2 separate regions of the Homo sapiens genome follow, and region 1 is linked to region 2. Evidence: read pairs that join two places in POLR2A ChIA-PET (ENCODE). Cell type or tissue: GM12878. All regions are shown on one strand. Links, peaks and the distances in the headings refer to the core of each region. The heading gives the core; the rest is flanking DNA.

Region 1 (6,685 bases), core at 560-5,559, 94 kb after region 2:
CCAAACTGAAATTCATTAGAGAGAAGCTGCAAATTAAGCCTCAAGGAGACCAAGGGCAAATGCTAAAACAAAGAGTCAGACACCAGACCACAAACGGATGCAAAGCTAGGCTATGAAGCTGAGAGTTTATTGTCAGCCAGAGACACAGTCAGGCGAATGTAAGTCATACACAAGCAAGGAAGATCCAGGGCAATGCGATCAAACAATCTTAGGGCAGGTTCTTGGTGCTTTAGGTGTGTTGGGGTGTTTTAAAGTCTGCATTCAGGGCAGGCAGGTTAGCACTGCAGTGGAGATGATACATCAGGCTATCATTGCTTGCTGTCTTTCGACATTAGAGCCATCCAGCTAGGCACTTTGCTCTGGTTCTGTGGTCACTAAGCAACTTCTTGATTAAAATGTGGCCTCCCACGTAGGTGTGCTTTACTGAGAGATAATGGGCTGGCTAGCCAGCATGAGTAGTCCTTCTCTCCTGGCCTTTATTTCTCACTGTAATGTTTTCTCAAAATGAAATATACTTGATTACATTCTCTTATTACAAAAGTAATATATGCTAATTATAGAAAATATAGACAGGCAAAAAGGGAGCATAAAGATCATCCATAATCCTCCAATCCAGAACAACTACTGTTAAGAGCTTCATATTAGTTGTTTTTTTTTGTTTGTTTTTGTTTTGTTTTGTTTTGTTTTGAGACAGGATCTTGCTGTCACCCAGGCTGGCATGCTGTGGTGTGATCTCAGGTAACTGCAACCTCTGCTTCCCGGGTTCAAGTGATTCTCCTGCCTCAGCCTCCAGAGTAGCTGGGACTACAGGCACGTACCACCATGCTTGGCTAGTTTCTTTTGTATTTTTAGTAGACACGAAGTCTCACCATGTTGGCCAGGCTGGTCTTCAACTCCTGGCCTCAAGTGATCCGCCTGACTCGGCCTCTCAAAGTGCTGGGATTACAGGGGTGAGCCACTGCTCCTGGCCAGATGCTTTTTTTTTTTTTTTTTGAGACAAGTCTCGCTCTGTTGCCCAGGCTGGAGTGCAGTGGCGCAATCTCAGCTCACTGCAACCTCCGCCTCCCGGGTTCAAGCAATTCTCCTGCCTCAGCACCCCCTAGTAGCTGGGATTACAGGCATGTGTCACCACACCTGGCTATTTTTTGTATTTTTAGTAGAGATGGGGTTTCACCATGTTGGCCAGGCTGGTCTCGAACTCCTGACCTCAGATGATCCACCTGCCTTGGCCTCCCAAAGTGCTGGGATTACAGGTGTGAGCCACCGTGCCTGGCTGATCCTTCTTATATGTATATTTACCTACAGCACATATACGTATGGTCATATACACATATTTACTATTGGTATTCTATCTTTTCCTTTTTTTGATTTAAAACTTCTTCAATTATGCAATGATACCTGAGTACATTTTCTTTCTTTCTTTCTTTTTTTTTTTTTTTGAGACGGAGTTTTGCTCTTGTTGCCCAGGCTGGAGTGCAATGGCGCGATCTCGGCTCACCACAACCCCCGCCTCCTGGGTTCAAGGGATTCTCCTGCCTCAGCCTCCTGAGTAGCTAGGATTACAGGCATGCTCCACCACACCGGGCTAATTTTTTGTATTTTTAGTAGAGACAGGGTTTCTCCATGTTGGTCAGGCTGGTCTCGAACTTCTGACCTCAGGTGATCTGCCTGCCTCAGCCTCCCAAACTGCTGGGATTCCAGGCGTGAGCCGCTGCGCCCAGCTTATGAGTACATCTTCATAAAATACTTTAAAAAATATTTTAATTAAGAGGGGGGTGGGTCTTGCTATTGTTGCCCAGACTGGTTTCGAACTCCTGGGCTCAAGCAATCCTCCCACCATAGCTTCCCAAGCAGCTGGGATTACAGGTGTGTATCACCATGGCCTCGCAAAATTTTAAGATGATATAGAATCATGTAGAGTAAAATATTAAGGACCTCCAAAACAACTCATAGTAAATAGCTTTGTATTTATCCTTGCAGTTTTTTTATGCATTTATATATCAATATTACATACTATTAAAATAGAAGACCTAGTATCTTACTATCATACTTTAAAAAAATTTTTTTTTTTTTTTTTGAGATGGAGTCTTGCTCTGTTGCCAGGCTGGAGTGTAGTGGTGCGATCTTGGCTCACTGCAACCTCCCCCTCCTGGGTTCAAGCGAGTCTCCTGCCTCAGCCTCCTGAGTAACTGGGATTACAGGCACCCACCATCACACCTGGCTAATTTTTGTATTTTTATTAGAGACAGGGTTTCACCATGTTGGCCAGCTCTGGTTTCGAACTCTTGACCTCAGGTGATCTGCCCGCCTTGGCCTCTGAAAATGCTGGGATTACTGGCGTGAGACACTGCGCCTGGCCCCATCATACTTTTTAGTAACTGCCTATTTTTACTAAAGATTCTATCATGAACATCTAATCACATCAATAAATACAATTTACATTATCATTTTTAAAGGCCACACAGTATTCTATTGTATGAATGCACCACGATTTATTTATTTATTTATTTATTTATTGAGATGCAGTCTCGCGCTGTCACCAGGCTGGAGTGCAGTGGTGTGATCTCGGCTCACTGCAACAACCTCCGCCTCCAAGGTTCAAGGGATTCTCCTGCCTTAGCCTCCCGAGCAGCTGGGACTACAGGTGCATGCCACCACGTCTGGCTCATTTTTTGTATTTTTAGTAGAGACAGGGTTTCACCATGTTGGCCAGGATGGTCTTGAACTCCAGACCTCATGATCCGCCTGCCTCGGCCTCCCAAAGTGCTGGGATTACAGGCGTGAGCCACCACGCCCTACCCTGATTTATTTAATTAATGAAATAATTTGGAAATTTGTCCCCACCCAAATCTTATGTTGAATTTTAATCCCCAATGTTGGAGGTGGGGCCTGGTGGGGTATTTGGGTTATGGGGTGGATCCCTTCATGGCTTGGTGCTGTCCTCGTGATAGTGAGTTCTCACAAGATCTGGTTGTTGTAAAGTGTGGCACCTTCCCCTGCCCTTTCTATTTCCTCACTCCTGCTCCCGCCATGTGAGACACCTGCTCCCACTTTGCCTTTTTCCACGAGTTAAAATGCTCCCTAAAGCTTTCCCAAAGCCTAGCAGATGCCAGTGCCACACTTCCTGTACAGCCTGCAGAATTGTGAGCCAATAAGACCTCTTTTTTTTTATATAAATTACCCAGTTCCAGGTATTTCTTTATAGCAACACAAGAATGGCCTAATACAACTAATATCCTAATTTTTTATTTTTTATTTTTATTTTTTGAGACAAGGTCTTTTTCTGCCACTCAGGCTGGAGTGCAGTGGCACTCACTGCAGCCTTGAACTCCTGGGCTCAAGAGATCCTCCTGCTTCAGCCTCCTGAGGAGCTACAACTACAGGCACATGCCACCATGCCCAGCTAATTTTTTTTTTTTTTTGACACAGTGTTTTGATCTGTCTCCTAGGCTGAAGTGCAGTGGCCTCATCTCGGCTCACTGCAACCTCTGCCTCTCGAATTCAAGTGATTCTCCTGCCTCAGCCTCCTGAGTAGCTGGGATTACAGACACCCACCAGCATGTCCGGCTAATTTTTGTAGTTTTAGTAGAGACAGGGTTTCACCATGTTGGCCAGGCTGGTCTCGAACTTCTGACTTTAGATGATCCACTCTCCTTGGCCTCCCAAAGTGCTGGGATTACAGTCCTGAGCCACCGAGCTCAGCCCCAGCTAATTAAAAAAAAAATGTGTAGGCCAGGCACAGCGGCTCATACCTGTAATCCCAGCACTTTGGAAGGCTGAGGCATGAGGATCACTTGAGCTTAAGAGAGTTTGAGACCAGCCTGGGCAACATAGTAGGCCTCATCTCCACAAAAATAAATAAATAAATAAATAAGTAAATAAAAATAAATTCTTTTGGCCAGGCACAGTGGCTCACGCCTGTAATCTCAGCACTTTGGAAGGCCGAGGCAGGCAGATCACAAGGTCAGGAGTTCGAGAGCAGCCTGACCACTGTGGTGAAACCTCTTCTCTACTAAAAATATAAAACTTACCCGGGCGTAGTGGCACATGCCTGTAGTCCCAGCTACTCTGGAGGCTGAGGCAACAGAATCGCTTGAACTTGGGAGGCAGAGGTTGCAGTGAGCCAAGATTGCACCACTGCACTCCAGCCTGGGAGGAGACAGAGGAGACTCCATCTCAAAAAAAAAATTATTTTGTAGAGATGGAGTCTCGCTGTGTTGGCCAGGCTGGTCTCAAACTCCTGGCCTCATGGGATTCTCCTACCTCAGTCTCCCAAACTGCTGGGATTACAAGTGTGAGCCACTATGCCATGCCATATCCTATTGTTGAAGATTTAGGTTGTTTCCAACTTTCTCTTATTACAAATGGTGCTTCACTAAACATCTTCCTGTGTATATCATTATGCACGAGTGATCGTTTTCTTGGAACAAAGTCTCATAGGTGGAATTGCAGGGTCAAACAATGTGAACATATGAAGGTCCAATTGGCCTACACACCCACCACCCGGCGTATGGGAGTGCTCATTTTCTTCAACGCTTGCCCAGGCTAAGTATTTTCAATCTTTTTAATCTTTGCCAATCTATGAGCACAATAGGATAGATCATTGTTGCTTTAATTAGCATTTAAAATCGTCCCTGAGGTTAATTCATTTCTTTAACAAATATAATTCAGGATCTGCTATGTGCCAAATGGTGTCTTAGGCATCAGAGATACAACGTTCAACAAAATGGCCACAGATATTGTTCTTATGGGGCTTATGACCTAAGGAGAGACACAGACAATAATCAAACGATACAATAAATAAAGGTGAAACTGCAACTGTGATAAGGGCCGTGAAGGAAAAGTAGAAAGAGCTCCGAGAGCATAAAATAGGGGCCGTCGGGTGTGGTGGCTCACGCCTGTAATCCCAGCACTTTGGGAGGCTGAGGCAGGTGGATCACCTGAGGTCAGGAGTTCAAGACCAACCTGGCCAACATGATGAAACCCCATCTCTACTAAAAATACAAAAATTAGCCGGGTGTGATGGTGGGCGCTTGTAATCCCAGCTACTTGGGAGGCTAAGGGAGGAGAATCGCTTGAACTCAGGAAGCAGAGATTGCAGTGAGCTGAGATTGCGTCACTGCACTCCGGCCTGGGCAACACAGTGAGAGTCTGTATCAAAAAAAAAAAAAAAAAAAAAAGTAGGGGAACTGGAGCCATCAGGGAAGGCTTCCAGGAAGAAATGATGATTGAGGTGATGACTGAGAGAAGAGTTGGAGTCAACAGGTGAAGCAGAGATGGAAGCATTCCATAGCGAGGACAGCATGTGCAAAGATCCTGTGGTAGGTGAGGCATTTGAAAGCAGTGCAGTGTACTTAGAGTACAGAGAGTAAGGGAGAGGTAAGAGAGGTAGGCAGGGGCCAGGACATACAGGGACAGTTAAGTGGGTCAAGAATTTTGGTCTTTATTCTAGGTGCAAAGGGAAATCATTGAAGAGTTTAAAGCACAGGAAGGACATGATCAGACTTACAGTGTGGGAAGACCATTGTGGCTTCAGTGTAGAGAATAGATTGGCAGGGAACATGAGTCGATGCAGGTAGATCATCCAAAAGGGCAGTAGTTGACATGAGTGATGACAATGGCTTGGATTAGTGCAATAGTTGTGGAGATGGAGAGCAGTGCATGGATACAGACTCTGGTAGTGTCAGGACAGCCACTATGTGCTATGGTTTTTATGGTTTGTTTGTCCCCACCAAAACTCACATTGAAATTTGATTCCCAAAGTGGTGGTGTTGGGAGGTGGGGCCTCGTGGGAGGTGTTTTGAGTCATGGGGGCGGATTGCTCATGAATGGCTTGGTGCCGTTTTCGGGATAGTGAGTTCTCACTCTGGCAGGACAGGATTAGTTCCCACACAAGTGGCTTGTTATAAAGCCAGGATGCCCCTCAGGTTTCTCTCTTTCCCCACGTCTGCTTCCCCTTTGACCTTCTCTGCCACGTTTTGACCTAGCACAAGGCCCTCACCAGAAACCCAGCAGATGCTGACACCATGCTTCTCAGACTTCCCAGCCTGCAGAGCCATGAGCTAAATAAACATCATTTCTTTATAAATTACCCAGGCTCAGGTATTTTTTTTTTTTTTTGAGACAGAGTCTTGCTCTGTCGCCCAGGCTGGAGTGCAGTGGCGCGATCTCGGCCCACTGCAACCTCCACCTCCAGGGTTCAAGCGATTCTCCTGCCTCAGCCTCCCATTTAGCTGGGATTACAAGTGCATGCCACCACGCCCAGCTAATTTTTTGTATTTTTTTTTTTTTAGTAGAGGTGGGGTTTTGCCATGTTAGTCAGGTTGGTCTCGAATGCCTGGCCTCCCGAAGTGCTGGGATTACAGGTATGAGCCACTGCGCCCAGCCAGGTATTTCTTGATAGCAACACAAAATGGATCAAGACACTATGGAACCAGGAATCATGCCAAAAATGAATTGACACCAAGTCTTGGCCTACCTCTATCCTGAATCTCTCTTGAATCCAGTCCACAAATCCTATTCCAGCTCAGGCCTCATCTTCTCCTGCTTGGACCATGCACCAGTCACTTCTGTGACCTCCAGTTTCACCTCCTCCAGTTTCTTTTCCATACCAGCCACCACAAAGATTTATTTAAAAAACAGCTTTACTGACATATAATTCACATATCTTTCAATTGACTTTTTT
Region 2 (6,685 bases), core at 951-5,950:
TCATGTTACTTCTGTATCCAATGTCCTAACATTTTAGGGTTACTTTTGTTTTTTTATTTGCTTACATAAGCTTAGCATGAAGAATATTTTTAAACATCTCGTTTTGTCTCCAGCATTTTTTCTATTAAGAGGTAAAATGTAGTCCTTGTTGGATTCTTGACAATCTAGTTTGTTTTATCTCAGGTCTCATGATCTGGTGCCTACCCTCTCCAGGAAGGAAACTGCACCAATGTCTGTTGTTGTTACATATCAACTTTTAGTTTCAGTTTGTTTTGTTCTGATGTCAATACATAGTAACAGCAGTCAAGTATGAAGCTAAGTGTGGTGAGTAACTTTAGTAAACAGCTGTGAGGTTTTTTTTGTTTTTTTTGTTTTTTTTTTGAGACAGAGTTTCACTCTGTCACCCAGGCTGGAGTGCAGTGGCACAATCTCGGCTCACTGCAACCTCCACCCTCCGGGTTCAAATTATTCTCCTTCCTCAGCCTCCTGAGTAGCTGGGACTACAGGCACCTGCCACCGCGCCTGGTTAATTTTTTGTATTTTTAGTAGAGATGGGGGTCTCACCATCTTGGCCAGGCTGGTCTTGAACTCCTGACCTCGTGATCCACCGGCCTCAGCCTCCCAAAGTGCTGGGATTACAGGCGTGAGCCACCACGCCCAGCCAGCTGTGAGTTTTGAGAAATTAAATTTTTTATACTGTATTAGCCTCTTGGAAGTATCAAAAGCAGATGAATAATGTTAGTTTCTGCCTTCACAGGCATTGCCTTTGTTTTGTCCACCAGAGAAAGATCAGTTCATGGTTCACTCCTGTATTAGGCCGTTCTTGCATTGCTATAAATAAATGCCTGAGACTGGGTAGTTTATAAGAAAAGAGGTTTAACTGGTTCACAGTTCTGCAGGCTGTACAAGCATGGCATCTGACATTGCTCAGCTTCTGGGAGGCCTCAGGGACCTTTTACTCATGGCGGAAAGTGAAGCAGGAGCAGGCATGTCACATCACAGAGTGAGCAAGAGAGTGAGTGTGGGAAGGAGGTGCCACACTTTACAACAACCTGATCTGTAAGAACTCACTATGGAGAGGACAGCACCAAGCCATGAGGGATCCGCCCCATAACCCCAATACCCCACCAGGCCCCACCTACAACACTGGGGATTATATTTCCATGAGATTTGGGTGGGGACAAATTTCAAAACTACATCAACTGTTCTGGTCCCATAAGAACAAAATGTTTAGACAACATCCTTGAGCTTTTGCCTGATTTTCATTCATCCTGCCAGCCCTTCCTAACATGGCATCTGTTTGCCAGATGCCTGGGCTCAAACAATCTGTCCACTGTAGCCTCGAAAAGTGCTGGGATTATACGCATGAGCCACCGTGTCCAGCTTTATATGGATTTTTAAAAGAACAGAAGCCAGGGGCAGTGGCTCATGCCTGTAATCCCAGCACTTTGGGAGGCTGAGGCGGTTGGATCACCTGAGGTCAGGAGTTCGAGACCAGCCTGGCCAACATGGTGAAACTCCATCTCTACCAAAAAATACAAAAAAAAAAAAATTGGCCAGGCTTGGTGGAGCGCACCTGTAGTCCAAACTCCTCGGGAGGCTCAGGCAGGAGAATCACTTGAACTTGAGTGGCAGAGGTTCCAGTGAGCAGAGATCTCAATCCTGCACTCCTGCCTGAGCAACAGAGTTAGACTCCATCTGCCCCCCTCACCACCACACCCAAAAAAAGGCCGGGCTTGGTGGCACATGCCTGTAATCCCAGCACTTTGGGAGGCTGAGGTAGGTGGATCACCTGAGGTCAGGAGTTTGAGACCAGCCTGGCCAACATGGTAAAACCCCATCTCTACCAAAAAATACAAAAAAAAAATTTGGCCGGGCTTGGTGGAGCACACCTGTAGTCCAAACTTCTCAGGAGGCTCAGACAGGAGAATCACTTCAACTCGGGAGGCAGAGGTTGTAGTGAGCCTAGATCTCACCACTGCACTCCTGCCTGAGCGACAGAGGGAGACTCCATCCTCCCCACAACAAAAAGGCAGGGGATTGAGGTGGCACATGCCTGTAGTCCCAGCACTTTGGGAGGCCAAGGCGGGCACTTCACCTGAGGTTAGGGATTCAAGACAAACCTGGCCAACATGGTGAAACCCAGTCTCTACTAAAAATACAAAAATTAGCCAGGCACAGTGGCGGGCTCCTGTAATCCCAGTTAGTCGGGAGGCTGAGGCTAGAGAATCGTTTGAACCCAAGAGGCGGAGATTGCAGTGAGCCAAGGTCGTGCCACTGCACTCCTGCCTGGGCGACAGAGCCAGACTCCATCTCAAAAAAAAAAAAAAAAAAAAGGAAAAATAGAAAAGAAAAGTTTGTGGAAAATAGAAATAAAAGAAAAAAATATAAACTTCTCATCGTAAGATCCACCAAGGTCAAGACACTTTCATAAGCAATGATAACTAGCCATTTATGTATGTATGTATGTCTCTTGCTCACAACAATTACATACTAGTCATTTCATCCATCCCCTAAGAAGTGGAGGTCCTTGGAATTTAACCACATCAATGAAATCTTTTTTACATTATTAACTGAAGAGAAATGGTTGCCCTTTACAGACTTTTTAAAATTAGGAAACAAAAAAGTGACAGAAGAAGCTAAATCCCGACTGTAAGGTGGATGCCTAATGGTTTCCCATTGAAACTCTCAAAATTGCCCTTGTTTGATGAGAGGCACGAGCAGAAGCATTACCGTGGTAGAAAAGGACTCTCTGGTGAAGCTTTCCTGGGCATTTTGCTGCTAAAGCTTTGGCCTTCTCAAAACACTCTTATAATAAGCAGGTGTTGGCCGGGCACGGTGGCTCATGCCTGTAATCCCAGCACTCTGGGAGGCCGAGATGGGAGGATCACGAGGTCAGCAGTTCGAGACAAGCCTGACCAACATGGTGAAACCTCGTTTCTACTAAAAATACAAAAATTAGCCAGGCGTGGTGGTGCGTGCCTGTAATCCCAGCTACTCAGGAGGCTGAGGCAGGAGAACAGCTTGAACCTGGGAGGCAGAGGTTGCAGTGAGCCGAGATTGCACCACTGCAGTCCAGCCTGGGTGACAGAGTGAGATTTGGTCTCAAAAAAAAAAAAAAAAAAGCTGGTGTTACTATTCTTCGGCCCTCCAGAAAGTCAATAAGGAGAGTTGCTCAAGCAGCTCAAAAAACTATTGCCATGACCTTTGCTCTTGGCCAGTCCAGTTTTGCTTTGACTGGATCTCTTCCACCTCTTCAGAGTCATTGCTTTGATATTGCTTTGTCTTCAGAGTCATACTGGGAAAGCCACGTATCACCTCCCGTTACACTTTCCCAATAGATGCTTCATGATCTATTGGTTGGTGCCAACGTAATTGCGGCTTTTGACATTCCATGGCATAAACCACAATTAATATGCAGCAACGTAATAGATCTCACTTGTTTAAAATTTCCGTTGAAATCTCTGTTCTTGTCTGCAGCTGATCTGGTTTTGGCACCCATCAAGTGGAAAGTTTGCTCAACTTTTAATTTTTCAGTCAGAATTGTGTAAGCTGAACCAATTGTGATGTCTATGGTGATGGCTGTTGTTTCTGCCATTAATAGTTGGTCTTAGTCTCTCACGAAGGCTGGAGGCCAGTGGCACAATCTTGGCTCACTGCAACCTCTGCCTCCCGGGTTCAATGATTCTCCTGCCTCAGCCTCCCAAGTAGTTGGAATTACAGACACCTGCCACCGCACCCAGTTAATTTTTGTATTTTTATTAGAGACAGGGTTTCACCACGTGGGCCAGGTTGGTCAGATGACCCGCCCGCCTTGGCCTCCCAGAGTGCTGGAATTACAGGGGTGAGCCACCACACCCAGCCGATGCTTTTCAGTTAAAGCACGAAGAGGATTTTTGTTGTTGTTGTTTTTTAAGACGGAGTCTCATTCTGTTGCCCAGGTTGGAGTGCAGTGGCATGATCTCAGCTCACCACAACCTCCGCCTCCTGGGTTCAAGCGATTCTCCTGCCTCGGCCTCCTGAGTAGCTGGGACCACAGGCTCATGCCACCATACCCAACTAATTTTTGTATTTTTAGTAGAGACGGGGTTTCACTATGTTGGCCAGGCTGGTCTTGAACCCCTGACCTTGTGATCCACCCGCCTCGGCCTCCCAAAGTGCTGGGATTACAGGTGTGAGCCACTGCGCCTGGCCTAATTTTTTCCCTTGCATATTGATGTGGATGACCTGCTGCTGCAGGCTTCATCTTCAACATCATTTTGTCCTTTCTTACAAGTTATCCATTTGTAAACTGCTGATCTCTTTAGGGGCATTGTCCCCATAAACTTTTGGTAAAGCATCAGTGATTTTACCGTTCTTCCACCCAAGCTTCATCTTAAATTTTATGTTTGTTCTTCCTTCAATTTTAGCAGAATCCATTTTTCGCTGATAGGAGCTCTTTTCACACTGATGCTTTCTCCTTTTTAATGCCTCAAACTAGATCCTGTCGAGATATTTTTTAACGAGTTAGTACCAGTTTATTTTGATGCCAAAAGATTTTGCAATCCATGCATAGTTTCTTGATAATACACATTTTCCATGGACTTTTTGAAGACTTCTCATATGACTGTTGATATGATTGAGCTCTGTTCCCGCACCCAAATCTCATCTTAAACTGTAATCCTCATGTGTCAAGGGAGGAGCTTGGTAGGAGGTGATTGGATTATTGGGGCAGTCTCACACATGCTGATCTTGTGATAGTGAGTAAGCCTCACAAGATCTGATGGTTTTAAACAAGGCAGTTTTTCCTATGCTCGCACTTCACCTCTAGTCTGCTGCCATGTAGCATGTGTCCACTTCCCCTTCTGCCATGATTGTAAGTTTCCTGAGGCTCCCCCAGCCATGTGGAACTGTGAGTCAATTAAACCTCTTCGGCTGGGCTTGGTGGCTCACCCCTGTAATCCCAGCTTTGGGATACCAAGGCCGGTGGATCACCTGAGGTCAGGAGTTCCAGACCAGCCAGGCAAACATGGCGAAACCCATCTCTACTAAAAATACAAAAATTAGCTGGGTGTGCTTATGCCCGCCTGTAATTCTAGCTACTCAGGAGGCTGAGGCAGGAGAAGCGCCTAAACCTGAAGGGCAGAAGTGTGGTCAGCCGAGATCGCACCATTGCACTCCAGCCTGGGCGACAAGAGCGAGACTACGTCACATATTTTATTTATTTTATAAATAAATAAAAATAAAATAAAATAATTAAACCTCTTCTCTTTATATATTACCCAGCCTTGGGTATTTTTTCTACTAGTGTGAAAACCAATTAATATAGCTGTGAAAGAAATGGAGATACATAGGTTAATGGTGTTAATGAAGCTTTATTTTAAATATGAGAAAGTAAGTAAGTTTAGAAGCCAAAAGGTAAGCTCTACAAGGATGAATACTCAAGAGAAAGAGACAACGAATACTGTAGGCTTCCTGCAAAGGCAGGTGAAAATGGAAGCCAAGGTAGAGGTTAGAGGAGTTGGCCTTAGGAGAAGCAACACTCCTGAACCCCCAGGCATGAGTTGACATCCTTGCCTCTTTGTCTAGCCTGTTTTCATGTCAGCACCTCCCTCTTCTGTTCTACTTGCCTGGCCTGTCCAGCTCTGGATAAATCACCCATCCCCACCCCACCCTCTTCAATTTCTTCCATTTGCTCATTCATTTAGCAAACATGTACCAATCACTGACTGTGTGCCAGGCCCTGGGGTCAGGGATTCAAATAAGTCCTTGTGCACGTGGAACTCATGTTTCAGTGTTGGCAAGAGGCAAATAGCAATAATCAGATCATGATGCACAATGTCAGAAGGGTCGCGGTAGCACAGGGTGTTGTGGGAGCCTCTTGCCCCTAAGCTGCAAGTGTCGCTGGAGAAAATCCCTCAAGCAGATCAATTGGTGAAACCACAGGAGAGCCTTCACTCCTGCTAAGCAATTTTTACCATCAGTCTTGAATTGATATCCTTTCCCCAGTGCCACCTTTCTTCTACTTTGCTCCCTTGCTCTCCTTTCTTGTGTTGCAGGCAAGGGGGGTGAGGACCACTTCCTCATAAAGCATAATTTCATGTCCTTAATAACTATAGGCCAGGCATGGTGGCTCATGCCTGTAATCCCAGCACTTTGGGAGGCCGAGGCAGGTGGATCACTTGAGGTCAGCAGTTGGAGATGAACCTGGCCTACGTGGTGAAACCCCGTCTCTACTAAAAATACAAAAATTAGCCGGGCTTGGTGGTGTGCACCTGTAGTCCCAGCTACTCAGCAGACTAAGGCAGGAGAATCGCTTGAACCCGGGAGGCAGAGGTTACAGTGAGCCGAGATTGCACTACTGCACTCCAACCTGGACAACCAGAGCGAAACTTCGTCTATGCAGGCAATCCTAGCATTTGGGAGGCCAAGGTGGCAGAATCATTTAACTTCAGGAGTTCAAAGCCAGCCCGGATAACATAGGGAGACCCCATCTCTATTAAAAATTTTAAAACTTAGCCCAGTGTGGTAGAGCGTGCCTGCAATTCCAGCTACTAGGAAGCTGAGGTGGGAGGATGGCTGGAGTCTGGAATGTCAAGGCTGTTGTGAGCTGCAATCTTGCCATTTGCACTTCAGCCTGAGTGACAAAATGAGACCATGTCTCTAAGAAAAATAAGTTGTACCAGGCTTATAAAATAATAATTAG

What was found. Peaks named below come from ENCODE experiments on the same cell type or tissue, not always from the same donor. Only the 100,000 strongest peaks of a DNase experiment are listed, where the experiment ranks them.
Region 1: POLR2A ChIA-PET joins it to region 2 with 10 read pairs; 2 of 35 experiments call an interaction of 5 or more read pairs at or near these places.

The regions. Positions count from the first base shown.
Region 1 is chrX:119,720,759-119,727,443 of GRCh38, reverse strand. No RefSeq gene overlaps it. Among named protein-coding and RNA genes, the nearest start is that of SEPTIN6, 31 kb to the right of the region's middle. In GM12878, for the core only: no CTCF peak of the experiment used is centred there; no DNase peak of the experiment used is centred there.
Region 2 is chrX:119,815,494-119,822,178 of GRCh38, reverse strand. It overlaps a transcript of UPF3B not described here and the pseudogene LOC100422368. Among named protein-coding and RNA genes, the nearest start is that of RPL39, 27 kb to the right of the region's middle. In GM12878, for the core only: no CTCF peak of the experiment used is centred there; a DNase peak (open chromatin) is centred at 3,264; H3K27me3 peaks cover 138 bases.